Regions from separate parts of the Homo sapiens genome. Here region 1 is linked to region 2. The links are chromatin loops, found by intact Hi-C in ENCODE. Cell type or tissue: PC-9. All regions are shown on one strand. Each heading gives the region's core, and the rest is flanking DNA. Links, peaks and the distances in the headings are about the cores only.

The links. Peaks named below come from ENCODE experiments on the same cell type or tissue, not always from the same donor. Only the 100,000 strongest peaks of a DNase experiment are listed, where the experiment ranks them.
Region 1: it touches region 2 in a loop (13-fold over the local background); 1 of 110 quality-filtered maps calls a loop at or near these places.

What each region holds. Positions count from the first base shown.
Region 1 is chr1:92,569,619-92,575,686 of GRCh38, forward strand. All of the region lies in intron 18 of EVI5 (ecotropic viral integration site 5), which reads right to left. It also overlaps the pseudogene LOC107985727. Among named protein-coding and RNA genes, the nearest start is that of GFI1, 86 kb to the left of the region's middle. In PC-9, for the core only: no CTCF peak of the experiment used is centred there; no DNase peak of the experiment used is centred there; H3K27ac peaks cover 74 bases.
Region 2 is chr1:91,861,900-91,867,967 of GRCh38, forward strand. All of the region lies in intron 1 of TGFBR3 (transforming growth factor beta receptor 3), which reads right to left. Among named protein-coding and RNA genes, the nearest start is that of TGFBR3, 21 kb to the right of the region's middle. In PC-9, for the core only: no CTCF peak of the experiment used is centred there; DNase peaks (open chromatin) are centred at 2,532 and 2,832; H3K4me3 peaks cover 1,044 bases; H3K27ac peaks cover 1,017 bases.

The sequences.
Region 1 (6,068 bases), core at 322-5,321, 710 kb after region 2:
GCCGAGGCAGGCGGATCACGAGGTCAAGAGATCGAGACCATCCTGGCCAACATGGTGAAACGCTGTCTCTACTAAAAATACAAAAACTAGCCAGGCATGGTGGCAGGCGCCTGTAATCCCAGCTACTCAGGAGGTTGACGCAGGAGAATCGCTTGAACCCGGGAGGTGGAGGTTGCAGTGAGCCGAGATTGCGCCACTGCACTCCAGCCTGGCGATGGAGGGAGACTCCATCTCAAAAAAAAAAAAAAAAAAAAAAAAAGAAATATTTCAAAGGCACAGAATAAGAACAAAAGAGTAATATAAGAAAGATAAACTCACCATTAAAATTCAGTCTGTTTCATAACTATCTCACCCTAAGATTTTCCTTGGCTCTGGACTTACTCCATTGTCAGTTCTGTCTGTATACCCTCAAAGTGGAAAAGGATGACATCAAACAGAGAATAAGAGAGTGAGTGAAACAGGAAGAATGTAGAAATAAGGGGAAAAAAAACACGAGGAAGAATGCTCATTCATATAAAAGAAACAAAATCATTATTCTCATAGGAGGTATTCTCCAAATCCCATATGTGACATAAGAAGTGTCTGAGTAAGCATGTCAGTAAACTGATATACTTCCAAGGGGGACTAATTTGATAAGAATCACCCATTTGGATACATATGCTCAGCTGTCCTTTTAGGTGTTTTTTTTTTTTTTTGGCGGGAGCGAGGGCAGGGGGGGCCTAATTTTGGTATGAGGTCATACTCACTCCCTTGGTTGGTTAGATGAAAAGTGAAATCCACTACTAGGAAGAAACCCGTCTGGATGAGATAGAAAGGTTAGATGTTTGCAATATGGAATCCAACTTGGAGAAAAGTATCTTTGAATCTCGTCCTTAATAAAGGTAAAGTTCTTGAGGATTTTGGACATCTCATAGCAATAATATGTGGGATAATATAATATTTTCAGGGCAAATAAGATGACAAAGGCCAAGGTAACCTCTAACATTGTAAGAGAGAAGTTCAAGAATGCAGAAAGACTTTAGGTTTGAAAGGCTGTAGAATGACTAGTAACAATAATTAACACCAATTCTTTCCTCCAGAGAAACTTGCAATGAAAAAAAATTCTGGTAAAACAAAAATCATTAAAGTTGTTATACAAAAGCTACCAAGTGACTCCAAAGATGTTTTTTCCAAAGGTGGGTCTTAGTAGGGTCTAGCTAAAAACTTTGTAATAGCACTTTGATTTCTTTGGAGGAAAGATAGCATTTGATGAAAAACAGTGAAGCTAAGAAATTTTACAACAATAAAGATGGATAAAACAGGGAAGCTAAGAAACTTTATGATAAAACAGATGGAATATTTTTAACTTTAAAAGTGTTTCTTGAACTTCTATTCACTGTGGAAAAAAGAATTTCAAAAAGGAAAACTATATTTTTTATTAAATCCAATTATATAGTTGTCTTATTTAGATTTAAATAAAATTTAATAAAGCTTAATGTTGGGTTTCTTCCGCAAAACTTTTACAAACAAAAAGTTGGACTATAATGACCATTAAGTCATTGCTTCTGTGGTGAGGCACACATACATAAACACATGCACACACACTCAGAAAACAACTTCTAAGGCACACTAGATAAACTGAGGAAAGAGAAAGGGTGATTAAGCAGCTCCAGGCTATGGCAGTAACCCCTGGGCAAGAAAATTACTATCTCAGCTTATTTGTCACACATTAGTGGCACACCAGTGTGACGGACCAGTTAGAAAGCTCTGAATGGGATATTCTGATTCAACAGTCTGCCTTAAGGAAATATAGCTGACATTCCAAAAACAGAAGTAAAAAGTGAGATGTCCTAAATGCTATTTAATAAATTAAAATGTATCAATAACCATTTATCAAAAGTCTGTGATTTTTATGTTCTACATTTTATGCTCTCATTTAAACTTGTTAATTCAAAGCCTTTTAGGATCCTCTTTAAAAGTTAAAACAGGGTAACTATATTTACAATACCAAAAGACATAGCAATGAATTACTATATTCTAAGTGGGTATCAATTTAATTTTAGTTCTGGGACAGTTCATTCAATTATCTAATGTTTACAATTTTTTCCTAAGTATTTTTATAACTTTCTATTTTCAAACAGTGTCCACATGGTTGTTTCTGATAAGCAGGTGGGAAAATGTCAACTACACTAATAAATTTACCAGAAACCTGCATTTTCTTGAGGTTTTCTTTTGGTCTAGCTGATAACAACAGATTGCCAGTTAACTGGTTTCCTAAGTAAAACTAATTAGGTAAGTAACAAACTTAAAGAAAAAGACGCCCAACATATCAACAACTTTGGTATTCCGTACTTTCACTGAAGAGACCTTAAATACATACGTTTTGTCATATACCACAAATGAAACTTTATAAAGAGGGCATAACATAACATGTGTAAAAGGTGTAAATGCATATTTCACTCTTGGTTCTATCTTTGAATAATTCTTTCAGAAATTACCATTACAACGTCCATACAAATCTGATTCATATTAAGGCCTTAAGCCAAGAGAGCTTTGTATGTATGAGGTTCTTAATCAAATGGTCATCAATAACTCAATTAATGATATGCATATTTAAGTGTTTAGGGGTAAAGTATAACAAAGTAACTTTGAAGTGCATTAAAAAATAAGATCCCTACAATGGAAGATGAACAGCTGATAAAGCAACAGAAAAAGAAAATATACCAAAATATTAATAGAGTGGAGATAGTGGGTTTATAGGTGTTCACTGTACAATTCTTTCAAATTCTATGTTTGAAATTTTTCACAGTAAAATACTGGGAGGAAAAGTTATTGATGAAAAACAATTCATCCCCTCTTTCCTCCTATCATCTGCTAAAAAGTAAACACTGGTCTACACTGCACTTCATTTACATATATGAAAAGATATAAGTCCCCCAAAGATTACTTTAGAGTAGGCTCCGTTAGTTTATCCCTTTAATATTTTACAGTAGGTTTTGTGATTATTACTTCAAGATCTATATGCTCTCCCCCATTATGTAGTGGTGATAGGATTGGAATGATACCACCCTAACTCCATGGGTAGGATCTGACTGGTCAAGTCTAAACCAAACAGGATAACCATATCTGTTTTGTACAGTGATGGGTTCGGGGGTGTTCAAATAGTGTGACTCACAACTTTTGCTGGTAATTATAGAGTACAGCTTCTTATTCTGGACACTATGATATATGAATATAAAGCTCATCTGTTAGCCATTTTAATATAATGAGGAAAACCTCCTGAGGATAGAAATGACAAAAACAGCAGAGCCTTCAGAATCATGATTAGTTGCAAGTTGGAGCCCAAATCAAACTTTTTCTGAAGCATATTCTACTTCTAGACTTTTTAGCTATATAAGCCAATAAATCCCCTTTATTACTTAAGCCAGTTTGAACTGGATATTCTATTATCTGCAACAAAAACATACTACCTAATAAATATTTTTTAAATGGCTAAGGAAATGAATATAGTAATATGAACAACATACCCTAGAAAATATTTAAAACAGTGATCCCCAAAGATAATTAGAGAAGTATCACTTTAGGAGTTTTACAAACATACAGATTAAGGAAACTCACCCCGACCTCCTAATTCTAAATATCTAGGAACAGGACTTGAAAATAAGTGTATTTTGAAAGCTACACAAAGAGTGATTCTGACACAGCCAGTGACCTACATTTGAAGTGTACTGGTTTGAATAACCTTTGAAAATTAACTATTTTTTAAAACATAAATTCAAAATTCTATGTATATGCTAATAATAAATGCTTTTATCCTATTTCCTGAGGATCTCAAATATTATTTTATAAGTTTAATCTCATTACAGATTTTTAGTATAGGTTTACATATAACAAAGAGATAAATATTTCCTTTAACTACCCCCACCATGGTAAATGTGGCCATGACCAAGGCTCACACACTTATTTACAAATGGTCTCCACATTTCCAGAGTGAATATATCTAAAAACAAAAATAGAGGAAAACTGTCAAGGGTCCTTAAATTAATTTCTTTCAATTCTGCTATCAGTTTCACTTCACATTATTTCCATGTTAGTTTTCAGCTGGTCAGTTCCCTGTCTACAGAGGTTGGTTCAATTTTGAACTCAAATCCCCTTCTTGGTTAACCCAGCTCTCAAGCAGAAAATATTATTTTAAAGTTTAGTAACATATGATGATGAACTAAATAAAATATTTAGGATCTGAGAAAATTCCACATATATGACTTCCATCACTGAAAACTAAGATAATCATTCTAAGGAACAAAGAAAACCCAAACATTTGGGGACCAGCAAAATAATTCTTTTAGCACTCAAAAGTGTTGTATCTGTAAAGAGACCATGGCAATAAATATGGAAACAATGAATCTTATTTTCTAACCTATATATTATATAGGTAATAGTAAAAAGCTGTGTTTTCTAATATAACACATAAGAGTATGTAGAAGAATATTGTACCAAGAGCAGTAATTCTGGTGTTTGATTACCTGGATTGTTTGATAACGACCTACGCACACACATTCACTTGTTTTATCCCTGCAATCATGGAGAGCTGTAATTAGAGAAAGGATGAAGACAAGATGGAATGTGCCCAGGATGTGTCACATATTCTGTTTGTTGAAAAATCAGTAAATGCTGCAATCCACAGGAAAATAAAAAGTGAATATGTATTTGTGCAATGTGTATATGGCCACAGTAGAAAGTGGGCATTTTATTCAGAGGTGTCTTCACCTGTATCAGCTGCACTACAACATACCACTTAAAAAGTTGAACAATTAAATGTGATGGTGCATCAACCTAAGAGATTGAAGAGAAAATGAGAAAGGTTTTCTCTACAGTTCTAAGTAGCATGGTTTTAACATGTTATAGTGCAGCAAAACTGAGACGAATAGAATGTCAAGTTGCTTTGAGCAAGTGTTTGGGATAAAGGTGGGGTTTAGTAGTGTATAATATTGAAAAACACTGGGGAGGTAAGAGAAAGAAAAGAAGTGGATCTCAAGCATGTTTAAATCCATACATTTAGTCAGGCTCATTTTTAAAGAGAAGTTGTAAAGGGTATCCTTAAGAGTCCATTCTTGTTTTTTAATCTGTTTGTGCTTGTTTTTCTATAAACAGAGTGGGGGAACATTTTAAAACATACAATAAACTGTTTATAAATAAATCTATACATAATTTATAAGGTCCTAAAAATGAATTTTTAAAAATCTGTGTTTTTAACATTGGTTATAACTTACCCTATCTTGGAAACTTTCTTAGGTAGGAAGACAGCAGATTTTAAAAGCTATGTTTCGAGCCATAGGTTTTAAAATACACTACACAATTGGACAGGTTGCTTACAAGTTGTGATTTTATTTTTTGAGCATTTAATCAGTTAACACCTAGTTAGTGTATCAGATGCATAACTGAAGTAGTAGAAAGTGCCCCAGACTAGGAGGCAAATATAAAAGCATCGAGTCCATTATTTTACAACTTACAAAATTTTCCCCTAGTTTTCAAACTTTTCAAATCTATAGAAGAGCAGAAATAATAGTACAATGACACCCATATACCCTTCAGCTATATTCACCAATTACCATTTTGCTACGTGGGCTTTCGTTCTTTTGCTCTCTATGTGTACATATGTGTGCACACACACAGATTTTTTTCCTGAACCACTGGAATGTAAATTGCAGGTGTCATGACATTTTACTACCGTATATTTCATCATGCATCCTCTAAGAATAAAGAACTGCCCTATGTAACCAAATGTCATCATAACACTTAAATTTACAGTAAGTCCATAATATCACTGAAGATAGTTTTTTTTCAGATTTCCCCAAAATGACTCAAAATATTTTATAACTGCCCATAATCAAACCAAGGTTCATGGTTACATTTTGTTATTATATCCCTTTAGCCTCTTTTAATCTACAAGAGTCCCTGTGCCTTTTTTTTTTTTTTTTTTTTTTTTTTCTGAGACAGAGTCTCACCCTGTTGCATAGTCTAGAGTGCAGTGGCATGATCCTGGTTAACTGCAATCTCTGCTTCCTGGGTTCAAGCGATTCTCATGCCTC
Region 2 (6,068 bases), core at 360-5,359:
AGCTGGAGCACAGTGGCGCAGTCTTGGCTCACTGCAACCTCCGCCTCCTGGGTTCAAGCGATTCTCCTGCCTCAGCCTCCCAAGTAGCTGGGATTACAGACATGCGCCACTACGCCTGGCTAATTTTTGTATTTTTAGTAGAGATGGGGTTTCACCATGTTGGCCAGGCTGGTCTTGAACTCCTGACCTCGTGATCTGCCCACCTCAGCCTCCCAAAGTGCTGGGATTACAGGCGTGAGCCACCACGCCCGGCCCTGTTTTTGACATTTTAAATCTTTGGTTTTATAGAGAATTTTCAGAACTACAGAAGAAAATCAAGGTGCACCTGAAATATAACACCACCAGTTAAGTTGTGGTACCAAAGTAATCAATGACACTTGATACATGCAACCCTAGTGCCAGCAAGAAAACAAAACCAGCACTGATTAGAGACTCAATCTAATGTTATAATAACAGGGTTATCACAAGGATCAAATTAAGTTGTGCTAGGAATCAATCTGAAAAAAATAAAGAAACATAAAAAGGCAAGGTTCTTATTTCAACTGTTTGCCAACATTTTAACAGGAAAAAAGTCTTCCCTGTCTCTCAGCCCATCTGAGACTATCTGGTTACTGGACTCAAGGATCTAGAAGGTTCTTTCTAAGCTTTTCCTATCCAGAGTCTTCAATGAGAGTTTTGTGGTGGTTTGCCTAACTTGAATATTCCTCACACGGCCCTAATGGTCACTGATTTAGACACTCCAAAGTATATTTCTCCAGCCCTCTATCCCTGAGCCTGGCACAACTCACAGAAGTTCAATTAACAAACATGTACTGAGCATTTACTATGCTCCAGGCATGGTTCCTTCTCATCAAGAATAAAAGTTATGGGTAAAAGTGCAAAGACCCTCCCTGATCTAAGCCCTGGAAAAGGCAGAATGGTGGCATTTCCGGGAGCCATCTCACACACCTGGGGGTTGTGGCCTTGTCATCCTCACTCAGGAAATATCACGCAACAGGAGTTGCCCATAGCTACCTTCAGAGACAAAGCCAATGTGGGCGCTTGTAGATAACAGTACAAAAAAAATTATTTTAAATGAGTTTTTAATTAAATGGTCTTAATTTATTGCATCAAGTGACAAAGAGAGATATTTAAAATGGCTCTTTGCAATTGTAACTTTACCTATGAGAACGGGGGAAATAGGGTGACTGCAGGACAGGGGTGGGAGGGAGCAGAAGCTTTTCACTGAATTCCCTTCTGGGTTTTGTATTAATACCATGTGCAAGTATTACCTATCCAGAAATAATAACAGTAAAGTTCCAATTTCAAAAAGAATTTCTTAGATATGTCTTGAAACTAAATTATTATATAGGCAGGAGGCCACTATGGTTCAATCTTGATATACGATAGTGATTAAAATCCTAGTATGAATAGCATACGGATTATGATAAAGATTAAAAATCTGCCTGGGTGTGAATCCACTCTGCCCCTTACCAAATGGTAATGTTAGGCAGCTTACTCTTCTTGAATGAACATATCCTGTGGTAGGAAATGTATGGTAGGCTGTTGTGAGGATTCAGTTAGTTAATATACATACACAATGCTTAGAACAGTCCCTAGCACGTAACAACCAACCAAATAAATGTTAGCTACAATTACTGTACTGTATCACTACTTGTCCATTCTCTTTGAGCTATTTATACCAATAAAGTGGAGAAATTAAGATATAGCTATTTATGTAATTCTTAGCTACTGTAAATCCAGTTCAATCTTTTGTTTACTGAAAAATAAACATTACAACAGTCAAAAGGAGATAAGCTAAAGAGTGGACTCACTAAAAGAACAAAATTACCAGTCAAGTTGAGGCATAAGTCATCAATGACACAACGGTCTTGTCTCAAAAGCTGACTAAATTATAGAGATAATTTGGGAGCCATTAAACTGACTTATTATCCCTCTAAGTCGAACATTTCTGTCACCATAATTCCACATCAACTCTGATCATATGGAAATCTTCTCCGTTAACTTAAAAATTCAACCACCACAAAGAGGATCTGTCTCTATTTTTTTCCCTTCGAAATATTAGATTCCCTAAATTAGTGAATTGGTTCACAAGAACTATAGTGCCTCCTGCCTATATAATAATTTTGATAAGGAAAAACCTCTCTGAAACAATATGCTATTTCAGCAAATGTTAAAGACAACTTTTATAAAGCAAATCCCTGTAAGGAGATCTCAGAAGAAGATGACTTCCCAGAGGATTTTATGAAGCACATAAACTGTAAGCGGCACGAGGCTTGTGGGAATATTTAATGAGCTTGCGTCACCCTGCCCACAGCTGCAGTGGGTCTGAGGGTCTGTGCTGCGTTAATCCAGGGGCTTAAGCCAGGTCTGAACAAACCTGTGGAAAAGAAAGGCAAATGGTTCCATTAAAAATATAGGCTGCAAATTGCTGACAAGAATATTGGGCAATTATTAAAATGCAGCAATTACAGATATAATAGAGCCAAGCTAAACAGTTTGATGCCCAAAGGCAAACCACAGCAAGTTTACACCGGATCTTAAAACATCTCTGAGGAAGTCCTGGACAAGTTGAAACTACACACTGCTGTTTGTAACAAAAAGGGAGCTTTTCTTCTTTTAGCTTAAAAGTCTCTCCATAATGTAACTGTTCAAAAAGAAAATAAACTGCAGAAGGTTTTTGTCTAATCTCCCCAGTGTGGTGAAAGATTCCCAAGGCAGAGGAGAAGCAAAAGGGAAGTGTGTCATTCTCATTCAGCTGAACTCCAGTTTTGGCCACAACTTGTACACCTCAGTGCCTTAACACCCGACTTAGGAATCAGTTCCCTGGAATGCTGGATGGACTGAAGGCTTCCGAAAAGTTGTAGCTTTGATAAAACTAACGAAATACAAACTCCTCTTTCTTCTGTGAGGTTCTACCACACTGACTGCAAACATCAGGGACTCCCAATCCTGACTTTTTGACCTCAAAGAATCTCTGGACTTTATGAACTAAATGCTTTCTTTAGAAATATGGGTTCTGGCTGGGCACAGTGGCTCATGCCTGTAATCCCAGCACTTTGGGAGGCCGAGCTGGGCAGAACACCTGAGGTCAGGAGTTCAAGACCAGCCTGGCCAACCTGGCGAAACTCCAGCTCAACCAAAAATACAAAAGTTAGCCAGGCGTGGTGGTACGTGCCTGTAATCCCAGCTACTCGGGAGGCTGAGGCAGGAGAATCACTTGAACCCAGGAGAGGGAAATTGCAATGAGCCGAGATTATGCCACTGCACTCCAGCCTGGACAACAGAGTGAGACTCCATCTCAAAAAAAAAAAAAAAAAGAAAAAAAGAAAGAAAGAAATATAGGTTCTGTCTATGGAGTAGCCATTCCTTTATTCCTTTACTTTCTTAATAAACTTGCTTTCACTTAAAAAAAAAAAAAAAGTAGAAATACCTAATGTAAATGATGAGTTAATGGTTTCAGCAAACCAACATGGCACATGTATACCTAATGTATACCTATGTAACAAACCTGCACATTGTGCACATGTACCCTAGAACTTAAAGTATTTATTTAAAAAAAAAGTAGAAATATAAATAGGGTACTCTGAGATCATGAAAGAGCAATTTGGAATAATAGTCATTTTCCCCACATTTCAAAGCAACATGTTCCATTTAAAAGGTAGGTGAACTTTGATGAACTGAAGAACACTTAGTATTCATCAATGAACATAAGAAAATTCTGAGAACTTGGCCGGGCGCGGTGGCTCACGCCTGTAATCCCAGCACTTTGGGAGGCCGAGGCGGGTGGATCACGAGGTCAGGAGATCGAGACCATCTTGGCTAACATGGTGAAACCCCGTTTCTACTTAAAATACAAAAAATTAGCCGGGCGCGGTGGCAGGCACCTGTAGTCCCAGCTACTCGGGAGGCTGAGACAGAAGAATGGCGTGAACCCAGGAGGCGGAGCTTGCAGTGAGCTGAGATCGCGCCACTGCACTCCAGCCTGGGTGACAGAGCGAGACTACGTCTCCCAAAAAAAAAAAAAAAAAGAAAATTCTTAGAACTTAATGGGTTTAAAAAAAAAGCAAACAAATGTGCTGCTAATTCTGCTAATTTCAGAGATCCCCTGGGTTTATTTCTGAGTCCATTAAACTGAGCATACTGCCCCACATGCCCTCATGACCCAACAGAGTGCACAGGTAAAGACCAAGATTAGCTGAAAAAATCCCATCCAAATGAATCCTCAAAACCATCACGTTCTAAACCAATATTCAAAAGGATCTGGTTGGGTACAATATTCCCTAAGGTGAGGAGAGAAATCTTGCTCTATCTAAGAGAAAAACTGTGGCAAAATGGATGTCTGGCAATAGGCTAAAAACCAGTAAGAAAAAATTAGTAGCTTCCCCTTAGATGGCTAACATGGCCTGGCTACATCCATGAGTTGATTCAGAATCAGAACTAAACTAATCCCCATCTTCAGATAGATTTGGCACAATGAGAGAAAAAGTCCTAGATTTGGATAAGAAATCTTCGGAATCACATCCAAGCACAACTGATATTCAATAAATATTACTGCTATATGCCAGGCACTGTTCAAGATGCCAGGGATATAGCAATGAAAAAAAGACGCCAAAAATCCTGCCCTCAGGGAGCTTATATCCGAGTAAAAATATCATTTACTACTTCTCACAAGACATTTAATTTCCTGAGTTTCTCCTTTCAACAAATCTTTATTGCTTACTCTGCTAAGCAGTGGCCAAGGAGACATGTTTTTTGCCCTTGTGGGCTTAAAAGCTGGTGAGATAAACAGACAATAATCACAAACATGTAACTACACGATATAATCAGAGCTCTAAAGGAAAAGTATACGCAACCTGAGGATAAGCGAAGATTTTAAAAGTCAGGTGATGAATGACACTGCAGGCAGAGGAAGCATTACAGGAGGGAGGAGAGCTGCAGAGCTGAAAGGGAAAGAGAAGAGGAATAAGTTCAAGGAGGGGTTTAAACAGGGAATAGCGTGATCAGATGGGATTACTAAAGATTTCCCTCACGCTGTACAGAGAACAGACTGAAGGGAGGCCAGACTGCCTGGACAATCAGTTGAGATTCTCACAGCATGTCAGACAAGAAAGGATGGAGGTTTAGATCAGAATGGAGCCTCAGTTTCCTCCTTTGTAAAGAGTGTAACAGACAAAACTTAGCTACATCACAGAGTTGTTGCAAGAATCAAATGAGATTGTGCATGTATAGTATTAAAACTATCATTTATCATTAGCAAGCTGTTTCTACCAAAGAGATTTATTATCCTGAGGTATCAGATTAATTAGTCCCAACATTCTGTGGCTGCCAGTGGCAGGAAAAGAAAGGAGGAAGATTACTCTGGAACCACCTGTACTGGTAGGCACGGGGGAAGCAGTACGCACAGATGGTACGAGGAGAGCAGAGAAGCCTGACTCCACTCTGCCTGTTCTGTGCCGGCTGCCTTCAGAGGCAAGGTGGGCTGTCCCTCCAGAGCAGGCCCACCCTCATTCCTGGCTGGGAGCATGATCAACAAATCTGGCCCCAGCAGCCTTGGTTTCCTTGGGGCCGAACTTCAGTCCGTCCTTAAGAGCCCTTCCATCTATCCCAAGCACAACACACCTCACTCCCAAGGAAAATACAGGAAAAAGGGAGGGTGGGTGTTGACACATTTCACAAAGTTGGAAAAGACCATGTTTTATTCAAACTCACAAACTAGGATGGCTTTTTCACCCACCCTTGCAATACTCTAAGAACCACCTTTTCACATTTAAGATTTTTGCATCCAAAGGTTTCTGTACCTTTTCATTTATAAGGGTGTCTGCTTTTAAGCTAGAATTAATAAAGAACTGTATTTGGGGGTTCAAAACCTGGCTTACCCAGCTGTGTTACATTGGAAAAGTCATTTAGCCCCTACCACGCCCTCATCTGTAAAATGGTAGCAATATTTTGATTATAATATAAGACAGAATATAGGCATGGTACCTAAAACAATACCTGGCCCACACAGTCTATTTTATTTTATTCTTTCTTTTTTGAGATGGAGTCTCACTCTGCCACCCAGGCTG